2 separate regions of the Homo sapiens genome follow, and region 2 is linked to region 1. A link is an interaction called in ENCODE POLR2A ChIA-PET data of the cell type or tissue named here. Cell type or tissue: OCI-LY7. All regions are shown on one strand. Links, peaks and the distances in the headings refer to the core of each region. The heading gives the core; the rest is flanking DNA.

The links. Peaks named below come from ENCODE experiments on the same cell type or tissue, not always from the same donor. Only the 100,000 strongest peaks of a DNase experiment are listed, where the experiment ranks them.
Region 2: POLR2A ChIA-PET joins it to region 1 with 17 read pairs; 3 of 35 experiments call an interaction of 5 or more read pairs at or near these places.

Annotation. Positions count from the first base shown.
Region 1 is chr5:124,730,999-124,736,379 of GRCh38, reverse strand. The region is part of intron 2 of ZNF608 (zinc finger protein 608); the gene reads left to right. Among named protein-coding and RNA genes, the nearest start is that of ZNF608, 13 kb to the left of the region's middle. RefSeq lists an enhancer at 2,583-3,155. In OCI-LY7, for the core only: no CTCF peak of the experiment used is centred there; a DNase peak (open chromatin) is centred at 989; H3K4me3 peaks cover 1,423 bases; H3K27ac peaks cover 1,954 bases.
Region 2 is chr5:124,508,483-124,513,863 of GRCh38, reverse strand. No RefSeq gene overlaps it. Among named protein-coding and RNA genes, the nearest start is that of LINC01170, 73 kb to the right of the region's middle. In OCI-LY7, for the core only: no CTCF peak of the experiment used is centred there; no DNase peak of the experiment used is centred there.

The DNA of each region.
Region 1 (5,381 bases), core at 283-5,282:
TATGGATGGCTCATGTTAAAAACAACAAAAATGTTTGAACTGGAAGGGTTGAAGCCTTGGGTTTTCATTCTTCATGGAGAACTGTTTATTTGTGTGTGGTTCACCACAGTACATGGATAATGCTATCAAATCTGTGCTTTATTATAGGCTTATGACTAGCACAGCCGCACTTTAGTTATGTGTTCCCGTGCTTTAGTTATTTGCCAATTCTTTTGTGATGGAAATGAAATTAGAGCTGAATCTTTGCAACGAAGGGGAAAATAGGCACAACAAATAGAAACTATCCCTTGAGCCAGTTAAGAAGTAAGCAGTGGTGATTAAACATGTTTTTTTTTTTTCAAAATAAGTGAAACACAGAGGAAACTACTTCCTTTTAGCTTTTCTGTGAAGTTGTGTGGAAGATGAGCTCAACATTTTGAGAAGTGGAGGCTGCAGCTAGATTTTATCCCCTTGTATCGTTTGACATCTTCAGTAATTGAAAAGCGATTCGTATTCCCAAATTTTTAAACTTCTCTAAAGGTGTAATTTGAGTTAAGTAATATTGTTTGTTTCTGCCCCCAAAAGGGAGCAACATGATGTTAAAACAGAGCAGTTGAGCCTCTCCGCATCCAACTCCATTTGGTCAATTGTCTCCATTTACATTCCCTGCCCAAATCTTTCACCAGCCTTTCCCATGATGCCGCAGCAGATGCCAGACACTGAAGTAGAAAGGGAGCAGCTGTTTCCAAACATTACTCCATTGCTGTATTATCCTCCACAATCTGCTTTCTTTTGCTCTCCCCTTCCCCCATTCTTAAAATAAAGAAGCCTTCTCTCCCTTTGACTTTTGCATCCTCCAGTTTATCAGTGTGCAGGTTTTCTATCTTATCAGTCGCACTGGTTTCTTCAGCAGGTCCCTTTATTGTTTTCGCTATGGGAGCAGATGGAGGGCCCTGGGCTCCTGGGGGCGTGGCCGCTGGCACCTCGGGCCCGGGGCTGCGCGTTCCCGACGGGGCGGCGGGGGCGTGCAGCCGGGAACGCGCCCTTCTTCCCGCCAGGGACCCGTTTATGGCCCTGAGCGCTGTAAATCTGTCAGCTCTTCACGACGCCTTCACCTCTTTCTTCATTTGCTCCAGCTTCTAGTTTGACAACGTTCCCCTGAGGCAGAATTCTAATCTGCTTCCAATTAGTTGCAAAATGTGACTGAAATTTCCACATTATGACTGCTGTTTTACTTGCACGCACACATCTAGAAACAAATTAATGCTCTTGAATATTTATTTTTTGAGCCCTTGGATTTACTTTAAGAGGAAGAGTTTCCAACTGTTTGGAATGACTTCCAGGATTTGCATTTTTTCCCGAAAGCCGAATATACTGGGTACATTAAAACAAAACAAAGCAACTATGGTTGCCCCCCATCACTTAATAAGACTTTTCCATCTTTTCAAGATTTCCCAAAATGTATTGCATATGTTTAAGTAATGCAAATAAATTTTGTAGTATTTCTAAAATAAAACAAGGATGTTTGGCTAAGGAACGGTCCCTATGCAGTGTTTTAATAAAAGAGAAATATACAGACACATTTCCTTCTAAATATAGTTTAAGTATACTTTGGCCAAAACACAAAGACTTTTGTTCCACACGTTTAAATTCTTTCATTCAATATTCAAAAGCTGTAAACCCAAATAAACGAATTGAGTGATTAATTGGCTTGGCACAAATCTAAGGGTAGCATTAAATAAGTTACTGTGGGCATTAATGTGTACCCAAGTTTTTGTGTAGGTCTCTGGAGCACACCCTCCCTCAGCGAGCGGCTGGGGTGGTTGTACTGAGATCAGTATAGTAGGTGGGTTCCTGTGACTTTGGTCTTCCCAGTCCCTCCGTACGCCAGTGTTAGGAGAATGGACCTAGTTCTGGGCTTCGGGGTGGTTCTGTATAGAGGGTGATCATCACTTATCACCCCAACTCCATTTCCTCTCTTTCAGTGATTTTTTTTAACAAAGATGTTGATCCCCCTGATTATATGTAAATATTAGAGTTGTTTAAATCTTGGTTGCTGAGAATGTCAAGTTAAGACAACCATTTTATTACTTGCCTTAAAGACTGCTTTCTCAAGTACTGGAGAATTTTAGTACCAAGGCAGTGGATTAGTATTTGTGAAAAGGTGCTACTCTTAATGTAAACGGCGAAATTTACTGGTGCCTTTTATAGTAGAATTTAGTCCTCAAGCATCTTGGCAGATTGATATCAACAGTAATAATGGGCTTTAAAGAGGTGTGAAGGATTTTATTGATGGTAAAGTGGTTATGTTGATCGCATCACTGTGTATTAGTTTCTGAGTAAGAACTGCACATGTAAATGGATGCATGAGTTTTTTTTAAACATCTTTATCATATATAATCATAAAACCCTATATTGATTGATTTCTAATGCTCTTTTATGTGCCACTTTGAATCTCTAATCAGGAGGTGGAGAATTTATTTCATTTTGTTTCAACAAAACCTATTCAAAATTATTTCTTAGATATATAGGGTATATGTTATTTAAATGGTTTTCTAAAAACTTATTTTTAGATATGCCAGAATTCCACAAAAGAAGTCGGAGTGCTCTTTGTATTGCTTCCTTTCTTCTTACTCAATGACTAGTAGTAGAAAAAAACAGCCAGATTGAAATCCTTAAAAATTTAAAATGTTGGGCCTTCAGATTGCAGAGACCTCCTGGGTTAAAAAAATGAAAAAATTAGTGGCCCTGTAGTGAAATGCTCACAATAGCAATGATTGTGGTAGCCCCTCAAGTCCTGGGGTTCACTAATTACCCTTTAATGAGGTCAGTCTGCCCCGGCTTTTTCCCTACCTTGGGAGGAAAAGCACACAAGACAGTTGGAGTTCAAGTGGATCTTGCTGTATTTGCAACTTAGCATAACTGCTTTGAAAGCCCCCAGGGTGCTTAATTGGGGCCTGGGCATTTTTGTTTGGGGAGAGACTACACACAGCTCCTCATTGTGCTTGTAGAAGCCACTGTGCATCTTGGAAGCATTACATGCTTTTGTTGATGGTGCATAGTTTTATAAACTCCAAATGAGCTTATTGCTTTTTAACCATTGGGAGAGCTAAATAATGGAAGAACCTAGAAGTCTTTGGGTTGGGTAGCCGCCAAACAGAAAAAAAAAAAAAAAAAAAAAAAGAGAGAGAGATAGAGAGAATGAATGGTTTAATTGGAGAGCAAACCATTTGTTTGCAGATTAAGATTTACTTGGTCGCCAAATCCTATGGATGAGGTGAAAGAATGAGGCCGTAAGGTACAGAAATTGAATGCCCAGTGTTATGTTTTGTGATCATGCTCAGCTGTTTTTACCCTTTTTTTTTTTCACAAAGAAGGCAAAAGAAGAATGAATTGTTTAATGGAGAGAACTGCCTAGCCAAGTGCATCTTTTAAGCTGTATAGAGGGAGGGAAGAAGGTGGGGAGGCAGATTATTTCTGTGCTCCCTGGTCAGGAAGCAAAACTCTCAAGGTTCTTTTAGCTGAGAGAGGGGCTAGAAGACTTGCTGAATCTTCCTGTTTGCTCACTTAAGGAGGAATGGTGGTGGTGGAGCTAGGGAGTAAAAAGTAGAAGAAAGGTGTGTGGGAAAGAGGGTGGTTGGGGTAGAGCTTTTGTTGCAAGGGCCCTAGACAATGCATTCTCTTGAATAATTGGGACCATTTATAGAAATTCCCCATGATTTCATTAGTTAGTAGCCCTGTTTCTGAATAGAAAGGGACTCTCCAGCAACAGCAGTGAAGTGGTACAGCAGTTTTGGAGGGGGAAAAGCAGTTGCCTGGCAGCCTGAATGTCAGTATGTCTTTTTTTTTTTTTTTTGAACAAACAAAAAAACCCCTTTCCTAAGGACTAGAAGACCAGAAATCATGGCATTTGTCCATGTTGTAGTTGCAGTTTGTCCTTCTAATCTTATTGTGAATAAATAGGTTTCTGGAAAGACCTAGCATTATTTTCTAGAAGTATCATTCTAAACACTCCTCAACTCACTGTTTTTATTTTTACTTTAATCTTGGGAGTGAAACCCTTTATCTTAATCTGCTCTTTTGTGTATAAACTGTCTCTCTTTTTGATAACTCAGGATGCATGCCATGAAAAAGCCCATTTCTTCTGTAACATTAAAATCATTTGTTTATTGATGCATATTTGATACATTGAACTTTTAAATATCTGAATTGGCTTTAGGTGATCTTGTTTTGTTTTTCTCCTAGCTTTAAGTTCTGGTATTATTTATTATTTTGGTATCATGATCCTTTTGAAATGGCATGATTTTTGAATCCAAATAATGGCTGATAGCTTCATTTTATAGATCTATTTCTTCTGAGGGGCGGTGAACAAGAGGATTGTAGGAATTGGGGAGCAAAGAGAGTGTAAAAAATTAGGTCTAAGTAGTTTCAGTTTTGTCAAACTGCTACTTACTTTTTAATGTGCCATTGCTCATTCCTGATTCTTTCCTGTTAATATTTTCCGTATTAGTGAGGAAAGAGACTGGATTTTACTTCTGTTAATGTCTAAAACTCCAAACTTTTTTTTTGTTTTTTGAGATGGAGTCTTGCTTTGTCGCCCAGGCTGGAGTGCAGTGGCACGATCTCGGCTCGCTGCAACCTCCGCCTCCCGGGTCCAAGCGATTCTCTTGCCTCAGCCTCCCGAGTATCTGGGATTACAGACACCCACCAGCACGCCTGGCTAATTTTTGTATTTTTAGTTGAGATGGGGTTTCACCATGTTGGCCAGGCTAGTCTCGAACTCCTGGCCTCAGGTAATCTGCCCGCCTCAGCCTCCCAAAATGCTGAGATTATAGGCATGAGCCACCACTCCTGGCCTAAAACTCCAAACTTTTAAATCTTGTGTCAGTTGGCTGGGCGCGGTGGCTCACGCCTGTAATCCCAGCACTTTGGAAGGCTGAGGTGGGCGGATCACGAGGTCAGGAGTTCGAGACCAGCCTGACCAACATGGTGAAACCCCGTCTGTACTAAAAGAATACAAAAATTAGCCAGGTGTGGTGGTTCGCACCTATAACCCCAGCTACTCAGGAAGCTGCAACAGGAGAATCGCTTGAACCCGGGAGGCAGAGGTTGCAGTGAGCTGACATCGTGCCACTGCACACCAGCCTGGGCCACAGAGCGAGACTCCGTCTCAAAAAAACCCAAAAAACAATAACACTGCCATAGTCACTAAGTAGACTAAATTTGTGTAAACACATCTTTTTAAAGTTATAAAAAAAAATCATGTCTTACCAGTAGGAAAACCTGCAGATGCTCACCTACATGTGATTTCTTTGGTTGACTGAATGCTCAGTCTAGGTTTACTTAGCAAACCAAAACAAAAGTGCAAAGATAAACATGGCTTCTCTTAATATTTGTGACAG
Region 2 (5,381 bases), core at 162-5,161, 220 kb after region 1:
TGTATTTTTATGTCTGTATAAGAAAAAAAATAGGCCAGAGAAATTTATCCACAAGCTGAATGCAATACGGCAGCAGTACCTCTGTGTCCCCAAATACAATTATTGTTTATTGCTTAAAAACAATTTTCCATAGGCTGTATGCACTAAAGAGAAATCCATAAACATCAGAAACAAGTCTCTAACAAGTCTTCATTTTTTATATGGATTAAAAAAATCCATATTTTCCTTCCTGTTAATCCAGAATAGACCTGAATAAAGCAAATTCACTGCATCCAGTGAGATTTGTAATGCAACAGCAGAAGAATCTGATTTCACACATTATGGTTAGGGTCCTCCATATCCCAGCCATAACAAGGATAATAAATAAAGTCTACTCTAAAACCAGGCATATAGCCTCAGTAATTGACTCGCCGTCTGCATGAGACACAGTGATTTCCAAATGTGAAGGGCTAACCTGAGTCAGAGGGCTTGCAGAAGTTCACCATGGGAATGTACTGGCATAAACACTCTTTTGTGCATACAACCTCATCCTAGGTGCTGAAGCTTCTTTAAAAAGCAACAAAATGAGATCAGGTCCTTACTTTATACCTGTATCATTGTAATTGACACAGCAGAGGAAAGCCCTCTCCCCCTGGGGTCTTATATCTTGAACTAATCTGAGTCACCTTTGGACTTGTGATACCATAGCTCTGAATTCATTGAGGTTTAGATAAGTATGCTGTATTAGTCTTAATGTGCATTTACAGTGTATGGTGTAATTGCTCCTTTGGAGCCGTTAATGCATTTTTATAGCCAAAGACAATTTCGTGTATACTGTATGTATTAAGGAGAAATGTCTGCCTGAAAATGATGCTGAGAAAGCACGAAAACAAAGCAAAACATCCTAGTGTGTGCATTCATCTTGTTAAAGACCATACACTTGGGTGCATTTGTTCTTCAGAGAATGTGAGGAACATCAAACACTTAGGGTTCTTTGTCATCCCTGAGCCTGGCTTTAGAGCTTCCATGCTCCTTTTCTATTTTCTTCTATATCCTCAATATATAAGGCTATCTAGGGAACAAGTGAGAAAATGCTGAGTGAAAAGGTTTACGTGATAATGTTAAAACCGAAAATGATATACTTTAAGTTTTAAAATCATCTCTGAAGAGATGGTGCAGATTCATATGCGCAAAGACAGGAAGGAAATTCTGGACAGTGAAAATTCTTGCACCAAGCATGCGGAGTCAAAAACAATGTGCTCCCCCCACGTTTTATCCCAATGATTCTTTAATGGTGTTATATAATTTTTACCAAAACAGGGGGTGGGTAGGTGTCCCATTCATTCTTGGTTTCATTTGCTGATTCTTTTTCTGCACTGCTGTCTGTTCAAGGGAACTGACTGTTTGAGGTCTGCATCACCGGACTCCCTGCCAGCTGGCTTCCACTGGGTTTGGCCAACGGCACACACAGGCAGATCAGAAGACAGAAGGAGAGAGGGGTTGGGTCATGTCTTCCTTGCTGCTTCCCTGCCTTGGTGCTATATCTCTGGCATGCATTCCTCCATGATGGCAGCTTCTGCTGAGGGGCCCCACCAGGGTTCCTGCTTTTTCTGAGGATTGTAACACAGGTTGGTAAAGCCTTCTCATTGTTGCTTGTCTCTGGGTACCCATCCGTTGTGAATCCTGCTCACCTCTCTGTAAGTTAGCACTTGATTAAATATACTTGTTGGGACCCTGACTGATACACTGGGTATGTAGGCAGGAGAAAGAGACCCCAAAATGCTCAAACCAGTTAATTCACATGGGGGCTGAAATACTCTAATAGCTCTGTTGACTGTAAGGCTTTGGCAAGCTCAGCCTTGTAGCTGCCAAAATGATGCATCTTCCTAGTTGTTCAGTGACTGTGCTACCATGTAGCTGGAATGCTTTTGTTTGGTTTGACCTAAAGCAATTGTGTATTAGTTAGAACTTTATAGCTACAACTGCAGAAACCCAACCCCAAATAGCCTATGAAGGAGAGGGGAGAGGATCTTATTGACTCACATAACTGAAAAGTCTAGTGGCACAGAAGCCTTAGATCCAAAGGTTCAAATGATTTTCCTGGGTCATATGCTTATCCCTGAGTTGGATGAATTGGAGATATTTCCACTAAATCCAAAAGTGGAACTTTCTCCAAGGATAAATAGGACTGGGCAGAATGAGGTAATATGAAGTAATACATGCACACGTTATATGTTCTAAATGGTTCTCAGAAATATTCTGTCACTGTGTGCAGAAATGACACACGAGAGCCATGTGTATATGACACTGAAGAAACCTGTGAGCAGTCTTTACTACACACATTTGTGACCTTCCTAACTACTTTTTAACACCTGCCTGTTGTTTGAAGATAAATACCAGTGAAAGCAACCTTGTATATCTAGTCTCTGCTTTATGGGAAAATGAAGATAAGAGATTTTTGGAAAGAGCACTGAATATATTACCTTATGTCCAGTGGATGCTCAATCCATTTTAATTATCCCACTTATGAATGGGAGGGAAAGATAAGAGATGCAAAATCATTTCTGAAAAAGAAAACATCTGGCTTGGCAACATGACTTAGAGCCCACATCTCGTTCAGGCACTGGTTTGTGGACCCTTGAGCATGTTCATGAAAATCCATGGCTCCTGGTTTATTCCTATGAGAAATGAAGAGGAGTCTAGAACTAAAAGAGAGGAAGGGTCCCTTTTTTCCTTTTTCTTGAGACTTATTTGACAAAAAAGCTTAATAAAGCTTTCGGCAGGACGAAATCAGGAGGCATTGGGCTTATTTCTGATTTTACTTCATTATTCGAGAAACAGATAATATATTTCTACACAATATTTGCTACCTAAACATTTCTTTTAGGGAAAACATTTAGACAGAAATGAACATTCTGGCGTCCAAACTCCATCTCAGACCAGGGGAAGCAGATGAAGTGTTGCCTTTTTTTTTTAATTCTTACTTGTCATTTTTGCTTAATAACTTCTCTGCCCTTCAAATGGCTTGTTTTGATTGTGAATTTCCAAATCTTAATAGAAATTTCTTAAATTCCTTCCTTGATAGGAAATTTTATCCAAAGATTTTGAGGATTTAACAAAGACAGAAGCTTTACAAAAAGTATTTTTTGTTTGCCCCCTTTCCCACCTGAAATTGGCAGGAAACTGTTGGCAAAAGATGAGATGTCTTTCCCCGGCTTCCCCATACACATGAGCCAGGACTTGCCTGAGAAGCTTTGAAGCTATGGTAGTTACTCTCCAAAGATAGCTCCCTCCCTAATGAAACATAACTGGAAATTGAGCCCTTGTGTGGTCTCTGCCCATTGAACCCGGGTTGGCTAATAAAATGAGACAGAAGTGCTGCTGCCAGACTCTTAAAGTGCATTTTGAAGCCTTGTAGATATTGCCTGGGTTTCTTGGGATGCTTTCTTTTGGGGGAGCCAGCCACCACGTAAGAAGTCAGCCTGCTAGCCAGGTGTGGTGGCGCATGCCTGTGGTCCTAGCTACTCGGGAGGCTGAAGCGGGAGAATTGCTAGCACCCAGGAGGCAGAGGCTGCAGTGAGCCAAGATCACGCTGCTGCAGTCTAGCATGGGTGCCAGAGCCAGACTCTGTCTCAAAAAAAAAAAAAAAAAAAAAAAAAAAGTCAGATTTCCCTGAGACTATACATCCTGAGGATGTCTAAGCTAGCCATGTGGAGAGACTGCATGGAGACAGAGGTGTCTGAGCATTGCCCAGCTATGCCAACCATCTGAGTCATCAGACATGTGAGAGATGAAGCCATCTTAGTTGGCCAGCCCAAGTCAAGAATTCAGGTGACCCCAGCCCCATCTGCCATCTGATTGTAACTGCTTGAGAAAACAATGCGAGAAAAGTGCCCAGCTGAGCCTGGCCAAGTCAAGAACTACATAAGATAATAATAAATTGTCATTTAAAGCCACTGAGTATTGGGGTGGTTTGTTGTGTAGCAATAGAGAACTGAAACAGGGCTTATAAGCAAACAGGTGGATGGGTCCATGGGAGCTGAAGTGATCCATAAAGGAGGGGTGACTTGGTGTTGTCTTAGTCTCCTCACTTGGTTGTGGCTGTGAAGAATGAAATGGTGACCTGAAGACTGGACTGTTTCTTTTGGGCCCTCTATCCAGGGTGAGGGCCCTTACTCTTGCTCTGGGCTCTCCCCACCTGTCTTCTTTGTACTCTGAGCACCTGGTCTCCATAGTTATTTATTTCTTAACATTACAAATAATTCTCCCCTGAGTGCAATCTCTGACTTCAATTTATCCTTAATCTGTTTAATTGCCACCCATTATTGTATATAGTTAACAAAGGTGAATTTGTGCTATAAATGGATTTTCTGGGTAATATAAAGAAATTAATCATTTATATTTTATATATAATAATATATACTCAGCAACATTTCACATTTCCTTAAATGGGTGAAATGAGTGGTGTCATAAATAGAAAATTTCCTATTGAATGACTCATAGAAATATATTGTCTAGTTTAAGAGAAGTACTAAAACTGCTCAGCAAAATTAACAACAACCCTTTCAAACTCTATCATTACTATAAAGTGAGGTTAGATGGCAAGTTCTGAGGATGCAGTGAGGTATAAAACACAACCTCTGTCCTTAATAAATTTAGAATCTAGTTGGAGAGATGATTGATGACAATGATGATAATAACCAGTATTTATTGTGTATCTATGTGCCAGGCACTAAGATAAGTATGTTACATGCATTTATTCACTTAATCCTCATAACAATCTATCAAGTACATAATACTATTGTGAGTATATGCATCAAAAAATTCAGGAATAGAGATTATGTAACTTACCCAAGATCATACAGCTAGCAAGCGTGGTATTAAGTAGATAACTACTATGCAGTATTACCATACATTCTGAAAACAGTGGTCCCCAACCTTTTTGGCACCAGGAACTGGTTTGTGGAAGACAATTTTCCCACAGATGGTGGGGGTATGGTTTTGGGATGAAACTGTTCCACCTCAGATCATCAAGCATTAGATTCTCACAAGGAGCACGCAACCTAAATCCCTCATATGTGCAGTTCACAGTGGTGTTTGTGCCCCTGTAAGAATTTAATGCTCTCACTGACCTGACAGGAGGCAGAGCTCAGGTGGTAATGCTTGCTTACTAGATGCTCGCCTCCTGCTGTGTGGCCCAGTTCTTAACAGGCCAAAAAGTAGTACCGGTCCACAGCCTAGGGGTTGGAGACCCCTGCCCTAAACCCCTGCAATACTCCACCTCACTAATTCTGGCACACATAATATGTCAGCTTGGACCAGGAAGATGGATGGACATTCACATGGCCATTTGGCTGCATCTGGTGATCTGAGAATAGCTGCCATACTTTCTATCCAGTAGG